Regions from separate parts of the Mus musculus genome. Here all the other regions are linked to region 1. Evidence: chromatin loops called from intact Hi-C (ENCODE). Cell type or tissue: left cerebral cortex. All regions are shown on one strand.

The links. Hi-C counts contacts between places; a loop is a spot of excess contacts. Peaks named below come from ENCODE experiments on the same cell type or tissue, not always from the same donor. Only the 100,000 strongest peaks of a DNase experiment are listed, where the experiment ranks them.
Region 2: it touches region 1 in a loop (2.5-fold over the local background); 10 of 42 quality-filtered maps call a loop at or near these places.
Region 3: it touches region 1 in a loop (7-fold over the local background); 8 of 42 quality-filtered maps call a loop at or near these places.

The regions. Positions count from the first base shown.
Region 1 is chr10:70,093,701-70,101,700 of GRCm38, forward strand. Ccdc6 (coiled-coil domain containing 6) reads left to right here and starts at 3,421. Exons shown (of 9, transcript NM_001111121.1): 1 at 3,421-3,881. The coding sequence starts at 3,600. It overlaps Gm51771 (a long non-coding RNA gene), which reads right to left. Exons shown (of 3, transcript XR_003948903.1): 3 at 1-1,150. In left cerebral cortex, CTCF peaks have their summits at 3,329 and 4,709; DNase peaks (open chromatin) are centred at 1,505, 3,157, 3,327, 3,768 and 2 more places; H3K4me3 peaks cover 4,649 bases; H3K27ac peaks cover 3,192 bases.
Region 2 is chr10:70,016,870-70,024,869 of GRCm38, forward strand. It overlaps Ank3 (ankyrin 3, epithelial), which reads left to right. Exons shown (of 43, transcript NM_146005.3): 43 at 6,963-8,000. Among named protein-coding and RNA genes, the nearest start is that of Ccdc6, 76 kb to the right of the region's middle. In left cerebral cortex, a CTCF peak has its summit at 4,986 (motif pointing right); a DNase peak (open chromatin) is centred at 4,990.
Region 3 is chr10:70,179,069-70,187,068 of GRCm38, forward strand. It overlaps Ccdc6 (coiled-coil domain containing 6), which reads left to right. Exons shown (of 9, transcript NM_001111121.1): 7 at 3,092-3,192. Among named protein-coding and RNA genes, the nearest start is that of Mrln, 22 kb to the right of the region's middle. In left cerebral cortex, a CTCF peak has its summit at 7,270 (motif pointing left); DNase peaks (open chromatin) are centred at 4,305 and 7,283; H3K27ac peaks cover 350 bases.

The DNA of each region.
Region 1 (8,000 bases):
AGTAAGCCAGGGTTATCTCCTGCGGTTATAGGAGTGGAGACTAAGTGGAGGTCAATCTTGGGGAACAAATGTTTACATCCTAGCATGCTCAATTTTCCTTATCTAACAAGCCTGGTTAGCACCCTACTTAGAGCTGGGGTATTTTGGAGTCAGTACTCCAGAAGCTAAATTCCACGTGTGTGACTTAATATCTCCTAAGTAAATCTAGCAGGAAGTCCTTTACAGCAACACTTCTATCATTTTGGGTTTCTTCTATCTCTAGTAGAACAGCTGTTTTTGTGGTGGGTGTGGGGTTGGGGGAAGGCAGTCTTGGCAATGTTTGGAGACAGTTTTTGGTTGGCATGGAGCAGGCAGGACAGAGGCAGGTGCACTACAGCTCACTCTGACAGAAACAAAACAAAAACAAAAACACCCCAAACCTCTCTAGCCTCAAGGGTTGAAGTAGACAATGTCCAGATCCCCCTTCCAGACCCAGGGGCCAGACACAGGCTAAATGGTGTGAACTATCTTTCTTGAATGCACTGCTTCATGGGATACTTTCCACCTCTGGCCAGCCTACATCTGGTTCACCTCAAGCCTGTTTAAGACTCCAGTGGTGTATGGTGATCACCGTGTGTGTATATACATACATATGTGTATTTGTGTATGTTGTGTGTGTGTATACATACATATATACATACATACACACACACATATATATAGAAAGAGAGACATACATACACAATCATTACAATTAAGCAACAAAAATATACTAGGATTTACACCACTATTTTTATGTTTGCACTGAGAACATTAGGTTTAAAGGGTACCCAGCACATAAAAATACAACATGTTTGTATTTGAGAAACAAAGATTTAGATGTCCCCTCGAGCCTCAACTGCAAGGCACCCTTTCCTTTATCCATAAACCTGGTGACTTAAGCTCAGGGTGATGGTGATTTCATTATTTCTGCAACGGGAGGCGCTCATCTTCCCTTGCCCCTTCTTCCTGCAGGGGACTCAGCCTTCCACCTACCTTCTGATTCATTTCCCCTGGAACGCTGAGGAGTTTTTTACAATGATCCGATCTGTTTTGTATCTGGTGTTTCCATTGTAATGCTATTACAGAACCAGCGTCGTGACAAATCGTCTGTTTATGAGGGGAATCAGTTCTACAAGAAGTAGAAAATTAGGTAAGCTTCTGTTCTGCAGTAACAATAAAAACCAGGATGGGGGAGAAGAATCCTCCAATTTATTCTCATCTGTATCAGCAGGGAAGCTTGAGAAGATGAGAATTTTCTCCTAATATCTTCTCAAGCCGATGATTAACTACAGATACCATGCCAAAACTGTAGTTCCCCTAAGGAAGACCAAGATGTTCTCAAGCTTAGCCTGACACGGGCCCTTTAAGAAAACCAGGCACTTCAAACTCCACCCCTCTGCCGACTGGAAGCCTGCAGGTCGGCTTCCCAAGGCAGTAAGTTTTAGGGATAAACCGGAGAGAGCTAGTCCCCACCCCTCACTCCCGAGAGAATGCTCCAAGGGCTGTAAGCCCTCCAAACCCCGCAATCTGGAGGTGGGGTGAGAAAAGAACAATAGAAACTTGTGAAGTATGGAAGCCACGCCCACCCCAGACTGCCCTGAATAAAGCGGAAAGAATGCAGTTAAACCCCAGTCCCGGGCAGTGCTCCCCTTACCCCATCCATCTCACCCCGCGAGCTGCTTTTCCAGAAGCGTCCTGTAACCGAAGGAGCCGAGTGTCTCCTGTCCCAGACCCAACATGGCAAAAGTCAAGGAGCCAAGTAAACTTCAGTGACAAAGTGGCTCCCTCAGCAGAGGATTATTTACACTGGTGCTCTGCTGCTGGAGAGCAAAGCCAAAGGCTCTCCTGCACTCCCCTGGATTTTTAACTTTTATTGTTACATTTTGCTTCACCGACTGTGTTCCTAGCTCTAAACTCAAGCCTACCTAGGAGACGTCTTGGGGGGTGGGAGGGCTCACCGAAGTTAGCATGTCTGGGTTGTTGACTAGAGGCAGCCATCTTGGTAAACCTGAGGTCAAGGTTTCACCCCTGGCAGGTTAAGAGTTATTCCGAGGTGAGACCAGTTCCTATTTAGCAGTGGGGACGAAACATGTCTAACCACTGGATCCAATTTGGTTTAAAGACAAGGTTATGAGCCAGGAAAGCCATGTAGTCATGGCTAAGCGCTTTATAAAACTATAAAACAGTTGACAGCCAGAAAACACTTTTCATCCCGCACCCCTTTATTTTGCATTTTGTTTCCATGAGTTTGTTCTTCCGTCGACTAAACTTGGATAATAAAGCCCGCCTGGTTAGTTTCACTTTCCATTTTTTCCCCCAGAAACGAAAGCTGTTTTGTATCAGGAGGTGAAGTGTTTAGACCCTTCTCACCTGCTAGGCCTGTTTCCTACAAGCAAGCTCTCCTAAGAGGGAGGGGCCTAACAGTATTTGAATTTCTGATTCTTTGAAGCTGGGCTCTCTACAGTAGTAATTACGGTTTTATTTTTTAGCTCCTGGAGTTTTGTAGGAGTTGGAGAGCAGCGGATAATAATGGTTATACAGTTCCCCTCACTTAATCGTGGTTATTTGTTTAGCATTGTGCCTGCAGTTACTTTGGAAAATTGGTACTTGAAGTTTGTTTCAACCCTTCTGAGATTAAAAAAAAAAAAAAATTAAATAAAGCTCCCGTTTCTTTAACTAGACAAATCTTGGTTTCTTAATCCTATCCCCGTGACCGGTGCAGAGTCTTTGCAGGAGGTAAAGAGAAAAAGGTGGGTGGCGCCTGGTTCAAACAACTGGACGCACCGGGGCCTTGTGGCAAGCTAGGCTAACCTGTGGCTGCCGACATGCCACAACACAGACAGACACACAGAGAGGGAGAGAAATAGATACACAGACACACAGACAGACACACAGATACTCTTCTTTTTCGACCCACTGCAGTGCAACTTTCTGTTCCCAGCCCCAAGCGCGGTCTGCACGGGGCACCCTGGGGGAGATCCACGCGCGCCGGCGCCGATCCAAGGTGCCAGGCTCCAGCTGAGCGGGGGTGGGAGGGTGGGGTGGCCCAAGGAGCCCGGCTGCCCCTCCCACGTGTCCCGGCACCTGCGGGGCTGGCGCTGCGTGGGGTCCGCCTTTCTCCGGAAGAGGCGGCGCGGCGCGGCGGTGTATGTGTGTGTGTTGGGGGGCTGGGGCCCGGGGACGCAGGGGACCCTCCGGGGCGGGAGCACGTGCGCGGGGAGGCGGCGGGGGCTCGAGCGTCTGTGTGCAGCTGCTAGGAGAGCGCTGGGGCTGGGGCTTTGCGGGGACGGCCCCGCGGAGCGCGCCAGAGTCCCGGCGCTGCAGTACTGCCCGAGTCCGGGCGGGGTCTCTGTTCCCTGGCGGAGCAGCTCGCGCGGCCGCGGGAAGCGCCCTCTCTTTCTCCGCCGCCGCCGCCGCGCGTCTGCGCCCTGCCGCCCGCCCGCGCCGCGCTCTGAGCTCCCCCGCTCCCCAGCTCCCCCGCCGCCGCCGCGCGCCCGGCCCCGCGCCCACTCGCCGCGCGCCCACTCGCCGCGCGCCCGGCCCTCGGCGCCCGGCTCCCCGCGCCCACTCGCCCAGCCATGGCGGACAGCGCGAGCGAGAGCGACACGGACGCGGCGGGCGGCGGCCCGGCAGCCATGCAGTCGTCCTGCTCGGCGACCTCGGGCGGCAGCGGCGGGGGCGGCGGCGGGAAGTCGGGGGGCATTGTCATCTCGCCGTTCCGCCTGGAGGAGCTCACCAACCGCCTGGCCTCGCTGCAGCAGGAGAACAAGGTGCTCAAGATAGAGCTGGAGACCTACAAACTCAAGTGCAAGGCGCTGCAGGAGGAGAACCGCGACCTGCGCAAAGCCAGCGTGACCATCGTGAGTGCACCCCGCGGACCAGGGGGGACCCCCGAGTGCGCGCCCCCGTGCGGGGTTGCGGGCCTGCGGGCACAGAGAGCGGGCCTTGGGGCCACGAGCGCCCTCCCTCCCTTGAGGTGTTGGAGGTGCCTAGGGAGACTCCCCAACGTCCCCTCGTCGCCTAGGGTGGAGGTCCCTCCGAGCCAGGGCTAGAGGCTGGCGGCGTGGCTGGGGGGGGGGCGGGGTGGGACTTTCTCAACCCTAGGGTGCCTGAAGGCTCCGAATAGAGGGACACCCTCTCCGGAGCCCCCGTGAGTGGACGAAGCTGGGGTCTGTCCAGGGGTTAGTTGGGGAGACGGGGTGTGCCACTGGGCTGGGTCCCCAGTTGGCAGGAGGACGGCGCTTTGCTGGATCGCCGGCGCTGGGGGAGGGAGAGAGTGGCCCGGAATCCGGGAAGTGGAGTTTTCTGGCCAGGATGGAAAGGGAAGGGCGGGCACTGAGGCTACACCAGCACCCCGTTCGGAATCACTGTCCTTTTGGGCCCGGAGGGTGGGCGGGTACAGAGTAGTGGGGAGTGTAACGTCTGGCGCTGGCTGGGACAGGGTTGGAGCTTGAAACCAGGATGGAGGGTGGCCGCTGGGACTGCCTGGCTGAGCAAGGATGTACGTGCGTCTCCTTCATTGGTTCGAGAGTCTTAGGAGTACTTGCCTGTGAGTCTAGGTACTTGACGGGAACACAGGCCATCTGTTCTGTTTCTACCTGGCCCCTCGAGGCTCCCCTGGAAGAGGGTAAGATTAGTCTGAGATCAGCCTCCTGGTGTAGCCGAGTGGAAAGGCCCCCGTAGCGGTGATGAGGCGAAACGTAACTAGAAAAAGTACGCGTTGTGCTCTCACCTCCCATCCTTGCCAACTCTACATCATTAACATGCAGAATCCCCCACAGACAACCCTATTCAGATCAAAACAGTTTCCCAGCCAGCAGCACGGAAAGAAAATGTCAAGGAATCAAGGAGGATAAATTGCCAGAGCCGCTTGCACACAGCTGATTAGATGAAACCCTTCCAGTGGAGAAAAAGAGATTTGGTGGTGGGTCAGGGATCATATCCTGGAGACGAGAACGGGACAAATTTAAGCTGCCCTTGTGCCAAGAAAAAGTGATATGTGTGTGTGTGTGTGCCCTGTGGCTTCTATATGGCTGCCTTGGTTTGTGTAGCTAGCCGGTCTCAGTCTCCACTAGAGAGGCAGTGTGATTTGCAACCTAAATAGCAGTTGGTCTTGCAGAAAAGCATCTTACTTGCTCTTAACCAGTCCCGTTCTATGCGAGTACATCTCCAGGCAGCAAGTTACTGGATTGGCCTTTTGATAGTAAAGGAAAGCCGTTTGTGGAGGTAACCATGTAAGCCTTTTCTGGGCTAAGAAAGGACTCTGCAGAGTTGCTGTTGAAGAACAGAGGGACAGGACAGTTGGAGGTTGTTGTTTATTTAAAATCTGATGCACAGGAACGCTATTTAAAATGTGCCGTAAAGGACAGCGTTGGTCGCTTGCAGAGCTGGAACCACGGAAGGGAGCAGAACTTACAGGAGGAGGGGGTACCACCTCTCTGGCCTCTTGTTTGCCCGAGCAGCAGGTCAGGCTGCTGTTTGTGTGGAGACAGGAAACACAATGAAAGGTTATCTGTTTGACCTGCTGACCCATAAGCAGGTCTGTTACTTGTACACAGACACACTGGCCTTGCAGGGACAAACTGGCCTTGCAGGGACAAGCATGTTCGTCAGTGGCAAGCAAAGCCAGACACCTCCTGAGTACTTAACAGTGGATGAGGTGGGGGAAGCTTTGGTTCTTTGGCTCTCACTCTCAGTGACCGACCACTAACTTACAGTCAGAGCCATGGTGCTAGGAAGTTGTTCTGTAGTCCTAGCCAGTAAAGTTGTTAAGTCATTCAAGCTGACCACTTGCAAGTGTGGGGCAGGCCTCAAAGTTCGTTTTCTTTCTTTCTCTCTCCCTCTCTCCCTCTCTCCCTCTCTCCGTCTCCCTCTCCCTCTCCCTCTCCCTCTCTCTCTCTCTCTCTCTCTCTCTCTCTCTCTCTCTCTCTCCCCTAATGTATTCAAGGAGATAAAAGAGCACATGGCCCACCTGAGTACCTCACTCTTGGCAGGGGTTTAAGGGGCTAATTGTCAGGGGCAGGAAAGAGATTGAGGAGGCTGTTCACCTGAGATGTAGCTGTTCACCTGAGATGTAGATTTGGGGGCAGGGTCCCCCCTCTGAATTGGCTTAAGCCAGGAGAGTCCACTCCAGCGTCCAGCCGTGCGCTGCCTGACACACCTGACTGGGAAGACTCTGACAAGGGTTAGGTAGCTCATGCAGGCCTCTGCAGGTTTCCAGAGTTTTAGTTAATTTGACACGAAGGGGAGTAACGGCAAGCCATTTCTTGCTTTCTATGCTCTTGCGCTTCTAATTGTGACAATCATTTTCCTGACGATGTACAGTAAAGGTGATGAAGGCTGTACTTAGATACGACAAGGACGGCCTGTTGACTTTCAGTTGTACCTTGATGGGGTGGGGTAGTGGAGACCCCCTTGAAGAGTAGGCTATTTTCCCCAGTCGGTTGAGGTTTACGGTAAAGACCGGCATAGTTTCTGCCACCTGCTTCCTATACCCTCTGTAGGCACAACTCCCTCCACCACCAGCCTCCGGAGCAACAGAGTGGGGCAGTTGTTAAGAATTGAGGGTCCCACGTGTACCCATAGTCTGTGGTTTACGTTAGGGCTCACTGTTGGAGTTGGATATTCTTTTTTGTTGTTGTTTTGTTTTTGTTTTTGTTTTTCAAGACAGGGTTTCTCTGTGTAGCCCTGCCTGTCCTGGAACTCACTCTGTAGACCAAGCTGGCCTTGAACTCAGAAATCCGCCTGCCTCTGCCTCCCAAGTGCTGGGATTAAAGGCGTGTGCCACCACTGCCCCCCCCCTTTTTTAATAAAGATTTATTTGTTTTACATATGTGAGTACATGGTTACTCTCTTGAGACACACCAGAAGAGGGCATTGGATCCCATTACAGAGGGTTGTGAGCCACCATGTGGTTGCTGGGAATTGAACTCAGGACCTCTGGAAGAGCAGCCAGTGCTCTTAACTACTGAGCCATCTCTCCCATAAGACCTGGACATTGCTGAGCCCTCCCTCACTGTAGTGGGGATGTCCTGTGGGTGTGGAAAGGTTTGCCCTGTCACACACTCGATAGAATGAATGGAAGGATTCCCCATCCTCTTTCTTTTGCGTGTGTATGCATGTGTGCCCGCCCATGCACACGCTCACACCAGGCATGCATACGTATCTATGGAAGCCTGGGATTGTGTTCTTTGATTTGTCTCTTCTTTATTGAGATAGGGTCTCTCTCACGTGACCCCACAGCCTGCAGATTAGGTTAGTCTAGCCAGCTGGCCAGGCCAGTTTGCTCAGGGGTTTCTCTGTTTCCACCTTCCGAGGGCTGAGATTACAAGTGGATGCTAGGCCCACCGAGGTTTTGATGGATTTTCCTTGGGTTCTGAGAACCCGGTCTTCAAGCTTACACAACAGGTACCTTATCCAATGACCCTCTACAGTATTTATTTTTTTGTGGCTTGTTTCTTTTTAGGGCTTGGTTGTGACCATTTATCTACTGAAGGGCATCTTAGTTGTTTGCAAGTTCCAGCGGTTGTGAATAAATCTGCCTTAAGCATTCACATCCATTTGTCTAGACAAAAGATTTCAGCTCATTTGGGTAAATACCCAGGATTAGAGTTGCTGGGTTATGTGGTAATTGAGTGTTTACTCTTGTAAGAAATTGCCAGTGATAAATGACATTTGGGGGTGCTCTCCCTCACAGAATGTGGTCCTGCTCTTCCTGGATTCTGATCTTTCTCACAGGCCTGTACTGGTCCCAAAGTGATGTACAAGGCTCCAGTGAGCTCCAGTGAGCTCTCCGGTCTGCTCTGGTAGAGCCGGTTCATTCCTACTGCGAATCCCAATTTAAAAAGTGTGGATCCTTTGGTCTGTTTCCTCAGAATCTCTAGAGTAAGAGGAAGCCATTGCCTGTGGGGAGAGAGTGTGTGACTTTGTAACAGGCCTCTTCTCTTGGCCTGTCCATCATATGGGGGAGGAGTTAGAGC
Region 2 (8,000 bases), 77 kb before region 1:
TGTTCACCACAGATGCCCTGGAAACAGAATTTACCATGTGGACTCCAGAGTCTTTCTTTGTGGCTAATTCTCTTGGATTGGCACCCTTAGTGTCCCCGGCTAACTTAAGCAGCGGGTCCTAAAAGGTTAAGAAAATTACCCACAGTCTCATAAAAGCAGCAGAACTAGGAAATAAGTCCTAACTGACTCCCTCCCGAATGCTCCTCCTCAGACTCACTGCAGACCTGACCTGGCGGGTCGCCCCAAGTCAACAGGAAGCAAATAGAGAAAGACCATCATCTCGGTCTCCGAGGTTGGGGTGGATGGGTTCAGTCACTTTATGAATTATAGATATGTTGTCATTTTAAGGGATAATTCACAAATAATTATAGTTTTGGCCAGGGAGGAAACTAAATAGAGAGCTCAGACTCAAGGATTTCTGTCTTTCTTTCCTCTCCTCTGTCCTTCTTTCTTAGGTAAAGGGAAGGGGGTTAAAAAGAGAAAATGGGAATAGAGTAATATTATAAGAAATTAGACAAACAGGGATAGATTATTACATTTATTCCTAAAGCATCTTATAGCCATAATCTTTGTATATTGATACAAAATTTAAAATTAGTTGTGCTACTCTTAGATAGAAGTTGTGCCTATACAACTCATTGGGGAATACAAGGCTCAGACCCAGGCCTTTCGATAGCTGCTATTACAAACTGTTTAGAATTAAGTAATGTAAGTTCATGGTCAGATAGTCAAACGCACGGTCATATTAGATTCTCATTTAGTTAATTACAATAAAATGTTTTCAAGGTTATTCAGACAGTAAATAGCTAAAAATAGTCAATGTTTAACAATTCCTTTAGGGGGCTGGAAAGATGGCTCAGCAGTTAAGAGCACTGACTACTCTGCCAAAGGTCCTGAGTTCAATTCCCAGCAACCACATGGTGGCTCACAGCTATCTGTAATGGGATCCGATGCCCTTTTCTGGTGTGTCTAAGGACAGAGGCAGTGTACTCATATAAATAAAAATAAATAAATCTTTAAAAAATGTAAACAATTCCATTAGGCTATATATAGATAGATGGTCTTCAAAATGAACTCCAAGTTACTCACCTGTGGGGATTTGATCTTCACTCTCTAAAACCCACAGGAGGTGACTTAATGTGCTAGGTAAAAGCGTCACCACTGAGCTAACCCGCACAGCCCAAGGCCTTTGGGGATACGCGCTAAACCTCAAAGTAGCCTAACCGCTAAGTACTAGCGTTACAGGCTGAGTGGTAGAGTACTTACCCAGCATGCACAAGGCTCTGCCTGGGTTCAGGCCCCAGCAGCAAATGCATCTCTTCACATACCTGTCCCCCACAAACTGGGAAATGCATGCGGGTAATTCTAGCTCTTTAGCCGCTGAGGCTGGACTATTGCAAGGTTTAGAGGACTCAGTTACCTATCCATCATTCCCAGTGGCAGTCTTTCTGGGCCTGGAGATCTCCGTGTGGCCATTGGGGACATAGAGGTGAATCGATAGGGGTGCCAGGTAGCTTACCAGCTCTATGGGTTTGGCCAAGTTATCCAGCTTGCATGTTGCCACTTCCTCAGAGGGAACAGTGAAGGAGCTTGGAACGACCCCTGGTTGAACAACAATAACCCTCTGTAGAAAGATAGTAGTAACATGCCTCCAACTTGTTTCAGAACTCACTCAGTTTTTCCACATAAATTGCTTAATAACAGTAGTTGCTAAGCCTGTAGGAACCCTCAATTGGGAGGCTCTATTATAAAAGTATTAGAAGAAGCAAGAAGGAAACAAGTGTAGCAGCTGGCCAAGCTCAGGCACAGCAGTGGCAGCAGGGGGAGATCTCAGCTTAGCCATCCATCCCTGCTTCAGGCGAGGGTGGTTTGCTACAGTCACTATCAATGGGTCTCATGGTAAACTGAGGCAGTCAGCAGACCAGGTTTCTACTCCTTTTCTTTACCAAGAAATGAAGCCCAAAGAGACCCAGACAAAGCCAGAGGAGGTAGTGACCATTCCTCTCCCCTTCAGAGCCTGAGGTAGTTCATCCCACTTGGGGCCTCTCTGGGACATTTTCCCAGAATGTATCTGAGATACAGATAACTTGCCATCTGTTTTCCGGATACAGGATGGAGACAGAATTGAAGCCAGGTATTTTGGCTCTTGCCATTTTAATTCTCTGTGTAGTAGGGACTTAATACTACCCTGTTATTAGGATTGAGGTAATTCACTTCACAGCAGTGCCAGATATATAATAAACGCTTAATAAAGAAAAATGAAGCAAATGCATTTTAAAATATGCATTCATCTGCTTCCAGTATGTCACTTAACCCCCTTGCTGGGAAAGAGCAAAGTTGAAAAGGCCTCATTTATTGGTACTAGCTGAAGAGGAAAACTGTTGTGAGATGGGTATTAGGCCATTAAGTTTTCAGCCAAGTGTGCACTGGTGCACGTCTCTAATCATAGCACTTTGGAGACGGAGGCAAGAAGATCCAGAATTCAAGGCAAGAATGAGACTCAGTCTCCAAAAAGAGAGAAAGGAAAGAAGGAAGGAAGGAGGGAGGGTGGAAGGGAGGGAGGGAGGGAATAAGGAAGGAGAGAGAAAAAAAGACAAGAAAAGAAAAACCGAAAACTAAAATTAAAGGAAAAGTAAACCTTAATTTTTGATTATAGTTTCATTTTGTAATGAAAATTACTGCTTTTTAAAAAGAAATAGGGCCAGGAAGATGGCTCCACAGGTGACTGTGCTTGCCACCAAGCCTAATGTAGTGGTTTGAATGAGAATGGCCCTGTAGGCCCATATTTGAATACTTGGCTCCACAGTTGATTGAACTGTTTGGGAAGGACTAGGAGGTGTGGCCTTATTGGAGGAAGTATGTCAGTGGGGGTGTGAGCTTTGAGGTTTAAAAAGCCCTCACCATTCTAAGTTAGCACTCTCTTTCTCTCTCTCTCTCTCTCTCTCTCTCTCTCTCTCTCTCTCTTCAGTCTCCCCCTCTCCCTCCCTCTCCCCCTCTCCCCCTCTCCCTTTCTCTGCCTCATGGTTGTGGGTTGAAATATAAGTTCTCTGCCTGCTTGAGAGCTTACCTATTCCTGTGTTCCCTGGTTTGATAGTTTGGGGCTCACCCCCTGAAACTGTAAACCTCCAATGGACTCTTTCTTCTATAAATTGCATTGGTCGTGGAGTCTCAGCACAGCAATTTAAAAGTAACTAAGACACCCGAGTTCAATCCCTGGGACCCACATGGTAGAAGGACACAACCAACTGCCACAAGTTGTCCCCTCCATACATACATTGTGGTGTGCATATATATATATATATATGCATGCACAGACATGCTGTATTAGTCAGAGTTCTCTAGAGTTACAGAACTTATGAAATGTCTCTATATATTAAGGGAATAAATTGTGATAACTTACAGTCTGTAGTCCAACTAACCCAGCAGGGGAAGAGACATGGGAGGGGTGTGAAGGGAAGAACAGGGCATTTCCTGTGTGAACAGCAAGACCCCATGAAGTCCCTCAGGGGAGAGGTGATGTACAAAGGAGGTTCTGCCTCTTTAGAGTCTAGGGTCTGCACTTTCAAGGAGCCAGAATTTAAAAGGAACTTGAGGAATTCCATACATGTTGATTAGAGAAGGAAGTCTACGTAGATACAGATTCAGGAGCAGCAAAAGATAATTTGCTATCCTGTGTCATCTTAGTTAGGGTTTTACTGCTGTGAACAGACACCATGACCAAGGCAACTCTTTTTTTTTTTTTTTTTTTTTTTTGGTTTTTCGAGACAGGGTTTCTCTGTATAGCCCTGGCTCTCCTGGTACCAAGGCAACTCTTATAAGGACAACATTTAATTGGGACGGGACTGGCTTGCAGGTTCAGAGATTCAGTCCATTATCATCAAAGTGGGAGCATGGCAGAACCCAGGCAGGCATTGTGCAGGAGGAGCTGAGAGTTCTACCTCTTGTTCCAAAGGCAAACAAGACAAGTCTGGCTCCCATGTGGTTAAGAGTGGGGTCTCAGAGCCCACTCGCACAGTGACACACTTTTTCTAACAAGACCACACCTCCCAATAGTACCACTCCCTGGGTTAAACATTTAAACCACCACATGTGTATACCTGATGAGGTATGCAGTCTTTATTTTCAGAGTAGGGCTAGAGGTAAACACTGGCAGCATCAAAGTCTTAGAAACGAATGTCTAGATTTACTCTTGATCTATAAAACCCCTCCAGATGTCTGTGTACACATTAAGCTTTGGGAAGCATGCTCCCAGGACCCATCGTTGGCACTGTGGCTTGATCGAACGCTAGAACTAACTAGAGAGTTGGCGTGGGAGTGGTTGCTGGTTTTCATCACTGGCCCCTGTGGGCGTGGCGTGGACTGGACACTGGGGCTCATTAAGTCATATTGTACAGCCATAAAGTTTGAGAACCAGGAGAGAATGTGACTCCAGTAGATGTGAGAGATAAATCCTCCAGTGTGTACTGGGCTCAGAACAAAACAAAAAGCAAACAAACAAACCTGAGTACTTCCATGGGACTCTAAATTGGCTCTCAGGTCAGCACCTGAGCCTTTGCTAGATCTGGAGCCGTGTTTTGTAAGTATCATTTAACATGTTTCTTAAAGTGACAATGAATCAGTATCAGAGTATCTGTGATATTCTTTCTACACTCCCATTTTTTACATTCAGAAGGCTACGCCTAGCCCACAGGCACACCCCTCCTTCCAAGGTTTCTGTTTTTTTTTTTTTTTTTTTTTTTTGGTTTTTCGAGACAGGGTTTCTCTGTGTAGCCCTGGCTGCCCTGGAACTCACTCTGTAGACCAGGCTGGCCTCAAACTCAGAAATCCGCCTGCCTCTGCCTCCGGAGTGCTGGGATTAAAGGTATGCGCCACCACTGCCCGGCATCCTTCTAAAGTTTCTTAAGTTCTTTCTGTTAGCTGTGCTCACAGAGCTCCAGATTCCATTTCTGAAATGTCATCGTGGAGCCTGTCCACAACATCCCGTCCATCAGAGGGCGCTCTCACCTCAGGTGGTTTTCTAGCAAGTTGCTTAGCCAAGGTCCTCGTCCTCTCTGTGCGATGCTGTTCTCGGTAGGAAATGTTTTGCCACACTAGCATTGCTAAACCCATGGGGTTGGGACCTACATTCTGGCCACCTAAGAACAAGAAAGATTTGAAGGATGACTACTGCTTTTTAAAAATAGCAACATACAGAGGGCAGGATATAATTAACCCAATATTAAGAAGCTGTAAAAACGGGGCTAGAGAGATGGCTCAGCGAATAAGAGCGCTGACTGCCCTTCTGAAAGTCCTAAGTTCAAATCCCAGCAACCACATGGTGGCTCAAAACCATATGATCATGAGATCTGATGCTCTTGTCTGGAGTGTCTGAAGACAGCTACAGTGTACTTACATAGAATAATAAATAAATCTTTATATATATATATACATATATATACACACATATATATATACACACATACACACACACACACACATATATAAAACAAAAAGCTGTAAAAGCCATCCACTCTGTCTAGAAAGACAATATTGGCTTACACTGAGAAGAGACAGGCTTTGTTTTGTTTTTTAATACAAATTTAACTTGGGACGTTAGCTTGGTTATTAGAAAATATAAAGAAATGGGTGAGAGTTCACCCATCCTGTCTCATGTTTGTAGAAACTTACTAGACCTTATTAAACTTGTCATAGAAGAGGTGGGTTAAAATTTCACATCCCAAGGAAACTGGGAGACTCAAGGGCAAGTTTAGATAAAACTGCTGCGAGTTTGCCCAGAGTGAAGAGGGCAACCATGATTGAGCCACCTAAGCAGCCTGGTGCCTGGAAGATTTGGATTTAATGACAGCAACCAAGGTGTGAAAATCCTGATCGACAGGGTTTGCCCACCCTCTGTAATTGGATCTACTGAAAGTGAGTCACTTTCTGTCCTTGGAGGAGCACAAGTGTTGAAATCTCAGAGGAGTGGGTACTTTGGTGTTCTTGGCTCCAGTCACTGGTGACCTGGGGCGGGGAGGTCAGTCCCTTAAAAAAAAAAAAAAAAAAAAACACACAGTCAGACCCATAACAGGAGACCAGGGGACGAGCGAGCAGTTCCAGGGAGTTTACCCAGGATGGGGTGACCTGGGTGCTCCATCCAGGAAAAAACGTGTCTGAATAAACAACCTGAAGGTCACTAGGATGCTTCAGTCCCTGCCCCTGGGTAAGCAAGATTCTAAAGGTTCTCTGTGAGCTTCAGAAAAGATTTGCCTGTGACTGAAAAGGTTTGGTGTTTTGTTTTGTTTTGTTTGTTCTTATAATCATTCCTGCCTCGAGGTGGAAATCAGCTTCCGGACTTGAAGGAGAAGGCGAGACTCTTCTACGAAGCAGGGAGAGCAAGGGACAAAACTTGTCTTCTTGGGGTGCAGGCCAAGGAGCGACAAACAGCTCTTGAGTAGCTGAGGAGCCCTGTATTATCCCAGTTTCAGGATACTCCCAACTCATCCTTGAAAGCCACAAGCTCAGGAAGATTGTGTGATAACTCTCAGAATCACCTAGCCAATAGCACTGATTTCTGGGCGCTTTCTTGGATCCCCTAGGGCCTGGTCCCCTGAGGTACTTACCAAGAACACCCTATTAACAAGCCGAGGGTCCTCAGTCTCTGAACCCTGGACGGTGAACAGCAAAGATGTCCTCGGCAAGCTCTCCTTTTATATATAGAAAGGCCAAAGCTGTGTCTCGGTTGGTGAAATATTTGCTAGAGTGCAGGGATCCCAGGTTTTAGACCCCAGCACCACAAACCCTAGTTACTGTGGCAGAGGCGGGATGATCCGGAGTTCAAGGTCATCCTAGGTTACACAGCAAGTTCAAGGCCAACCTAGGCTACATGAGACCCCGTATCCAAAAAAACCACAAAGATAAAATAAAATACAAAGCAGACAATGAAAACTAAACTTACCGCCTCCCATTTGTTTCCCTCTCTGCAGGACCACTTGGTCATACTGCCAGTATTGAGAAACTCACCAGAGATCAGCAGGAAGAAAAATAGTCACCAAGAGTGGAGTGTGGGTCAGCTGCTTCCACCACACGTCAGTGACACGATTTTTTTTTTGTAAACGCAGAAGGAAAACGAAAATCACATTTTTTCTTTCATTTAGCATGAGCCGATCTACAAAGCATGGAAACTCACATTCATTCCCGGCACTGAAATGCACACTGAGCAAGTGCAGTGTACGACACAGGAAGCCATGTTCTTCAGACCCGGTCTCAAGTAATTTAGTGTCATTTTCAAAGAAGACAGACAAAACAACACCTGTGCCACCCAGGAGGAGGGGCAGCAGAGGACGGAATGATCAAATCAAGAAGACACACTAAAATTACTAAATTCACAACAGCTCGCCTTATTTTTCTCGGACCCAAACTAACTGTCAGGGTATAAACACTGTTCCTTTCTTTCTTTCTTTCTTTCTTTCTTTTTTTTTTTAAAGAAAAATAATAATAATAATAATGAAAAAAATCAATAGTTTTGCTGTAAATAATAACACTGTAAATTCTAACAGAAGAAACTACAATAAAGAATTATAAGGCACCCGCCTCACAGAACACAAAGATATCACAAATGCATCCAAGGACAGGCGTCCCAAGTGACTTCACCCTGGACAAGGATGGGGATCCAGCGCTCTCGGGACTCTTTCACTGACTCTTGTATATTAGCAATTATGTTTGTACACGCAAAACTGCTAGCTTGATTTTAAAAGAAAAAAAATGCAAATCTTTAAAAAGGAAAAAAAAAAAAAAACCTGCTGCAAATTTAAATAATTCCCCAAACGAGGAATTCTGTAGTTCTGTGAAAAAAAATTTTTTTTTCTTCAGAATATTAATATTTTGATGCATGCATATCACCTTATTTTGATTAAATCTTTTCCAATTTTGCAAACACTACAGTCTCCTGCAACATGGGAGATTTTATCTGTAAACACAAAGCCCTTCATCTAATATTTATTGCTATTGCCAATTTTTCAATG
Region 3 (8,000 bases), 85 kb after region 1:
AATTTGGTTGGTCTCTGTCTCAAGGTTAGTTGGGCTAAGGCTACGTCAAAGTTAACTTTTCAAAGAGCCAGCTTCGCTATTGCTTATTATTATTAATAATAATACTATGGGTTATTACTATTGATGATTATTTCCATCTCATTAGAACTTTGTCCTGATCTTAATATTTCTATCTATTGATTTTTGGATTTGACATGTATCCTTTTTTTCTCAACCCTTGGCACTTCACAGGTCCCTGTTTGTTCCCTTGCTTGTTGTCCTGCATAGATCACCCTTCACCCTAGCCTCAGTGTTATTCCGCTGCTCTGTGTTTTCGGGGTCTTCACTGTAAGACGTTTAGGGTTCTTCTATCTTGCCTCTTTCTATCCACGCGGCCATTTTCTTCCTCCGACTCTGGGAAACTTTGCGCATTGTTTTTACTAAATGGGTTTTCTGTGTCTTTAGCTTGCACTTCTCTGTCTCCTATGCTGGAATGAGCGTCCTGCTGGTAACTAGAGCAGCTGCTCTCTGCATGGGTACCTCTGTCAGATCCGGCCCTCTTGTCTCCTCCTCAGCACTTGGTATTGAGGAAGTCGTTAAGATAACTAACAAATCCAAATACAACAAAGAGCTTTTTGAGCACCAGCTAAGGAATTAGCCTTCTTCTGACACAGACCATTTCTGACCAGGTGTGGCCATATTTCACTGAAAGGGAGTTAGAGCCTCTTAAGATGTCTGGGCACCCACTGTGTGGGCACCCACTGTGTGAGACCTAGGTCACCAGCTGGGTGTCTTAGGGTTTTACTGCAATGAACACCACGACCAAGGCAACTCTTAACATAGGACAACATTTAATTGGGGCTGGGTAACAGGTTCAGAGGTTCAGTCCATTATCATCAAGGTGAGACCATGGTAACATCCAGGGGCTACAGGAGCTTAAGATTTCTACCTCCTGTTCCTGAGGCATTTAGGAGAAGACTGGCTTCCAGGAAGCTGGGAGGAGGGTCTCAGAGCACACCCTCACAGTGACACACTTCCTTCAAAAAGGCCACACCTAATAGCACCTCTCCCTGGACCAAGCATATTCAAACCACCGCATGGGGTCTGGTCTGTGAGGATAAAGTGTGACTAGCCACACAGCCCTCTGCCTCTGTCCACCAGAGAAATAATAGATCCAGAGACATAGATCCAGAGAAATAATAGATCCAGAGACATAGATCTAGAGAAATAATAGATCCAGAGACATAGTTCCAGAGAAATAATAGATCCAGAGACATAGATCTAGAGAAATAATAGATCCAGAGACATAGATCTAGAGAAATAATAGATCCAGAGACATAGTTCCAGAGAAATAATAGATCCAGAGACATAGATCTAGAGAAATAATAGATCCAGAGACATAGATCTAGAGAAATAATAGATCCAGAGACATAGATCCAGAGAAATAATAGATCCAGAGACATAGATCCAGAGAAATAATAGATCCAGAGACATAGATCCAGAGGACTGCAAAGCTCCCCACCACTTCTGTGGATGCTTTCAAGAAAACCGGATTTTTAAAATAATGGCAAGTTATAAACGGGACTCTAGAAGTTACAGAAGAATGACAAGCTTCCCTCTTTAAAATCTCTCTGCTTCCTCACTTGAAAAGGTTTTACTGTATTTTGAAATTGTAATCCCTGCTTCTAAGTCTGTTCTTGACAGTTTCCCATTCTCAGTAAAACGGTTTGACTGAACACGTCAGCCCAAACACAAAGCAGTTCACTAGATATTTTACTAACTACTTTAAGACTCGGGGGAGCTGGAGTACAGAGCACCTAGGGCTGGGCTTCAGAGGGGCCGCTCTTAGAAGATGTGGCTTCCAGATAGATGGGCCACTTCCTCCAGAGCTGACGTTCACGGCGCAAGTTTGCTTTATTTCTGTTGGGTTTGTTGTTGTGTTTGTGGGTTTTGGGGGGGTGGTGTGTCCTGTAGTCCTGAGCTAACCTTGCGTTTTGATCCTCCTGCTTCTGCCCCAGATTGCTGGGATTAGAGGCGTGTGCCACCAGAGTGCTAGAGGCACAACCCAGGGCTTCATGCATGCTGCTGCAAAAACTCTCCCCAACTGAGCTACATCCCCAGCCCTGCTTTTACTTATTTTTGTAAGTTATTCAAGGTACCATGGAGTTGCTAAGTACCTGGTTAAGTAGCACTCTGCACCCCAGAATTGAGCCATTGAGATAGATCTAGGGGAAAGAAAATACCAGACACTTAAGACTGTAAGGGGTGATCTTAAACCACCTTCCTGTTTGTATAATATAAGGAAACGCCCCACCTGGTGTTCTTATGGTGGACTGTCCTAAAGAAGGGAAGGAGACAGAGACAGGCGTCTAGTTGAGCTGTGTGTCATTCAAGCTTCATTAACCTGCTTGGAAGGGGCTGGGTCAGTCCCTCGTGTGAATAAACACCAGGGCTAATGGTGCTCTGAGGTCCAAGTCCATGCCTGGTTAGCCTTAAGACCAGGGAGGATGGTTTGTCAGGAAGTCTGTCAAACAGAAATCCCCCTGCATCAGCACTGTATGCTTGGTTTGCAAAGTGAAAGCCGACGGTCCCCGTAATCACACGTCAGCATCTTTGGGCCCAATGTGAGCTAGACTCAGCACAGAGTGGCTGGGCATGACCCGCCCAGGGTGCCCAGCACTGGTGTCTTCTGTTAAATTCTAACCTGTTAAGCAGAGCCTGCCTTGTGAAAACCTTGGCACTCGGCCTAGGGGCATATTTGTCCTTCAGTGTGTTAAGTATCAGTGAGCCTGTTGATTTTGAGTTTCAAGTAACAATTCAAATAGATATATCTGTGTGCTTGTGAGGTCACTGGCAGGACTCCAGGACAGGTCCCTTGTGATATTTATGTGTTGCGTGGCTACGACAAGTCTCTGGGGATGATGACACTTGTGAGACTAGAGCAGTGTGACTCCGGAGTCCTCTGTACTAGAGATGTCCCCTGGGTACAGCCTCTCCAGCTCCCAGGATTTTGACCTTAGGTTGTGCCTTGAGAGCTTCACTCCTAGGGTTTCTTCTGCTGAGGCCCACGTGAACATGGGTGTTTGAACCACTTCCTCCTCTCTCCTTTCAGGTATTTTAATGAGATGTCTGCACAAGGATTGAGACCTCGCACTGTGTCCAGCCCAATCCCTTACACGCCTTCTCCCAGCTCAAGCAGACCTATATCACCCGGTGAGTGTGTCTGCGGGCTACCTCGGTGTGGCTGTTTTCCAGCTGTTTAGTGCGCATGTGTATGTGTGTGACTGTGGCTGTGTGTGTGTGTGGTGGTTGTGTATATGTAGCTGTGTGTATATGTATATGGGGGGCTGTAGGGGGGTTGCAAAGGGGCTGTGCATGTGGCTGTGGGGGGCTGAGGCTGTTTGGGGGGCTGTGTGTATGGCTAGGGCTGTGGCAGGGGCTGTGTGTATGTGTTAGGGCTGTTTGGGGGGCTGGGAGGGTTGTATGTGTGTATATGACTGAATGTGTGCCTGTGTGGCACTGGGAATTGGACCCAGGCCCTCACACAGATTTAGCTAGATGCTCACCGATGGTTTTTAGCTAGCTCTTGTGGTTGTATTCCCTTCTATTTTGTGATTTTTAAATCTAAGTCACCATTAGTACTGAGTATTTATTGGTTGGAGACCTTAAACAACAAAGTCCCTTGATTTACTTTCTTAATTATTTATTATTTAGTGTTTTTCTTTACTTTTTAACTTTTATCTTTGAGGATTTCATATTATCTGTCTGCCCCGTCTTCCTCAGTGTTCACTGAGCCTTAGGTACAGATGATGATGATGATGGTGGTGGTGATGGACGACCTTCAATTTGACTTCAAAACCTCTTTCTAGAAGACTGTGTGTGTGACTAGTCTTAGGGGATGGGCAGGGTTCCTGGGTTGATTGCAGGATGTCTTCCCATGTGTCTTTTATGGGTTCCTTCACTTCATTCCAACTGCCTTAATCTCACTTTTGCTGTCGGTAGTAATCTGGGCATCGTTTTCTTCCCTTGTGAAAATAGAAGCGCAGCCAGTCACGGGTTACTAGCTCTGGGTCTTTGGGCGAAGAGGAGGCCAAGTTGAGCGTCTTTATCCAAAAACCAGTGTCTCCCACTCCCCCTCACCCCCCCACCCCCAGCACAAGCTGCCTCCTGATCCTTGCAGTGGTTTGTGAGCCAAGCCTCGCTGGCCTGGTAGGTTGCTTATGCAAGCAAGACAGCTAGCGTCTCCCACTGCTGGCTTTGTTAGCACGGGCCTTGCCTTTCCCAGCATGCTTGCCTTCATCTGACCCCAAATACTCCTGAGTGTCCCAGGCTGGGCACCAGCAGGGCTTGGGGCTCCCGTGTAGGGGGGCGGGTATGTGGTCCACCCTGAGGGGGAAGAGGAAGTAGGGAGGAGGCGTGAGGCAGGAGTGGGGGGTTGGGGGGAGAGAAGGCTCATGTCTGGAGGCTTTTGTTTCTGTGCCTGTGGATAAACAAGCTGCAGATAGACTTGAGGGACAAGCGGGGTGCCAGGTTGGCAAGTGTCACTGTAGGGGTGGCCTTGCAAAGGCTTTCTTAGGACTGTGGTTCCTTTTGTCTGAGGCCATACTTAATTAAGACAAGGATTTCCCTTAAGGTTCATGAAGGGGACATGATGTTCTAGAAGCAGTACAATTAGGACAGTGTGGTAGAAATGACTTGGCTTTATTAGTTTGGAATCTAGCCAGCACTACCGTGACATCTATTGTTCTTGCTGCTGCTGTTGTTGTTGTTGTGTGGATAGGTGGTTTCTTTGTGTCTTCGAGCCATTTGAGTGCAGGTTCTCGGTTCAGCAGGGAGCAGTGGGTCCCCTGAGACTGGAGTTAGGATGTTGTGCTGCCATGCTCTGAGTACTGGGATTAGCATCAGGTCTTCCGAGAACAGAGTAGCCAGGGCTCTAACCATTGAGCCACCGCTGAAGCCTGCCGCGTCCTCTGAGGAGACACTCAGAGCCAACAGTAAAGAGTCTCCCACGTGGTGACAGCTCTTCTGTTGGAACTGTGAGCTCTCTAAGGCAAAGGAGACCAAGGACAGACACTGGATTCCTACCCAAGCCATTGTTCCTTGCTCTTGCCAAAAGGATATTCCCAGATCTGAACTCATTTCTCTAGTCTCCAGTGGCCTCAGTCTCATCTCAAAAACTTCTCATAGCTGCTCCTCCATATTCCCCAGGACAGTGCTAGGGCGATAGAGGTTTCATTTTACTGTCTGACTTGCTGGTGCAAGAGGAAGGCTTGAGTCAGGAGTAAGGAGGGTCCGAATGCCACCTCATGCTGGGTGGAATTTAATACCTTATGTAATCTGTTTAAAGGTAACAAAATTTCTACAGGAATGTCTTTTTCAAGTGATCAGAAGAAATACTGCAGTCTGGGGTGGGGTTTCAGAATGCTAAAGATCTGACAGAGTCAGGAGCCTTGGGTACCAAAGCTCAGTGTGACCGATAAAAGCCATCTAATTTTCTGCATTGTGATGTTTCTGTCACAGTATTGCCTAATGGTGTTGTTCCCTAGCAGTTTGGGGACACTGTTACGTCACATTGAAATTCCTGATGGACACATTTCTGAAATAGATGTCCCTGTCCGTAAGCCGCTCTGAATGTGTACTGTACGCAGATTTCCAAGTCCAAGGAAGTTCACTCTGTGTGTGTGTGTGTGTGTGTGTGTGTATACACACATGTGTGTGTGTATGTGTGTGTGTATTTTCATATTCCTGGGCTAAAGGGTGAGGTGCATGGTAATTTAAGATTTAAGGAAGAATAAAAATTAATAAGACCACCAAGATTATAGAAGATTATAGTCAATAGGGCCTGAGGAAGGGGGTTAAGAAAAAAACCACTAATAACTCATGTAGGCTTGCAGTCATCTTCTGAGGATGCTACAGCGGTTATGTTTACTAATGGTGGGCTCTGTAACACAGTGAGATTGAATAATTTCTCCCGTGGCTCAGAATCTGCTGCTGAGCACCGTTCCCGGATTGATTGGCTTTAGGGTCAGGCCTGGGGTTAGAGTTAGGGTCATAGGGTTTGATGTTCACCGTTGAGAATTGCTGGCCTAGAGCAGCAGAAGTTGGGGAGGGGCAGCAATAGAGAGTCTGAAGAGTCTTGGTAGCTAACATGATCTAAAAAAAAAATTTTTTTTTTTTTAAATTAGCCTAGTTAATAGGCTGGAGTTTTTTGTTTCATGAAAGGAACTTCTTTTTTTTAATTATTATTTTATATTTTTAATGTGTGTGAATGAATACTTTGCATGCACGTATGTATGTCTGTGTGTCACATGTATACCTGATTCGTTCAGAGGACAGAAAGAGGTACTTAGGTCCCCTGGAACTAGACTATACACCCCTGTGTGAGCGCTGGGTCTCAGTCCTACATGAGCAATGAATGCTCTGCTGAGCCTCTCTCCAGCCCCAAAAGCCATCTCTTGAACCCTCTTTAAAGCTAAGGCATCGTTTTCTTACAAATGCATCTTGGGTTTTCAGGAGTGAGATGTGTGTGCGATTTTTCGTTTTGCTTTTGCTTGGTGGTGGGGTTCAAAGCCAGACCTTGTGCAGGTCAGTAGACAACCCTTCCACCCCCACTACCCCCAGCCTTAACCTCACTTTCCTCACAAGTAGGCAGGGACCCTGCTCCTGGACTGTTATTTAAAGACAAGCTCTCCAATCTCAGCTAATCAATAAACAGCACGTTAAATCACCACCTTGGTATTAGAGACTATCAGAGCCCCGCTTTATAAACTCAAGTCAAAAAAAAATCAATTGGGAATGAGAAATGTATCACACATAAAGCGCCACTGACGTAATCAAGTCGGGAGATAAGTCCTCAGCATTTGCTGAGAGGCCACAGGAAAGTCCTCTAAGGAGGTACTTACTCGGTATATCTTTATGGAAACGGACAGCAAAGCTTCCGTACAATTCGAGGCAACAATAAATGGTCAGTACGGCTTGGCCACTTGCCACCTGCAGGTCCTTAAAAGAAGATGACTCTGGTCCCTTTCCAACCAAGCCTTTTTCTATTAGTTTTCACTTCAGCCACTTTTATAGCGCTGTATTAGTTAATACTGTGACCAAACTCCTGACCGGAAGCAATCTAAGGGAAGGGCAGAGAGTGGCCTACAGCTTGTCTTGTACGGGTGACAGGAGCGGGGGACCTAAGGCAGCTGCTCACATTAAAGTGAGGCCCAACTGTGAAACCTCTATCACTTCTGAGACCCACCCTACCCCTTAAGGGTTCCACAGCTTTCCCAAACAGCACCATCTGCTGGAGACTGAGATTCAAGCACCCGAACCTGTGGTCACGGTGGAGGGTGCACTTGCACACGGAAGCATGGCCAGAGCCTACCTGTCCTTGCGGTTTTTTCAGTTAGATGCTAGGAGGCCAAGACGTAAGGCGCTGGGTTCATGCACTGTAAGTGTTGCCCAGACCAGTGCAGCCTTCACTTCTGAGTATTTCAAGTATGGGTCGTTGGACTCTACCCTGGGCCTGTGATGTGTGTGCATGGCTCTGTGTGTGTGTGTGTGTGTGTGTGTGTGTGTGTGTGTGTGTGTGTGTGTGTAGAGGTGTACATGTGTGGGCGGGTACACATGTACTTGGAAGCTAGAAGACTGCCTCAAGCATTCCTCAGGAGTGAGCCATCCAACTTGTGTTTTGAAACAGTGTCTCCCGTTGGCCTGCAATTTGCCAATCCAGCTAGGCTTGCTGACTAGCAAGTCCCAGGGATCGTTCCTGGCACGGTCAATGGTTGATGGGCTAAAGCTCACGTCCTCCTCGTGCACGTGCAGGAAGAACTTCACTGACTGATAGGTGCTGCTGCAAGGCACCATGGGAATGAGGCTGGCTTCCTACAGGAAACCTGCCAAACATGACAGTGGGCAGAGGGTTGACTGCCCTTAACTCTTGGCTCCTTTCAGAGAACCTTGGCCTGTGTGGGGCTTTTGTATCCTATATTGGATTAGGTTACAAAGTTTGCATGCACACACATACTTACAAC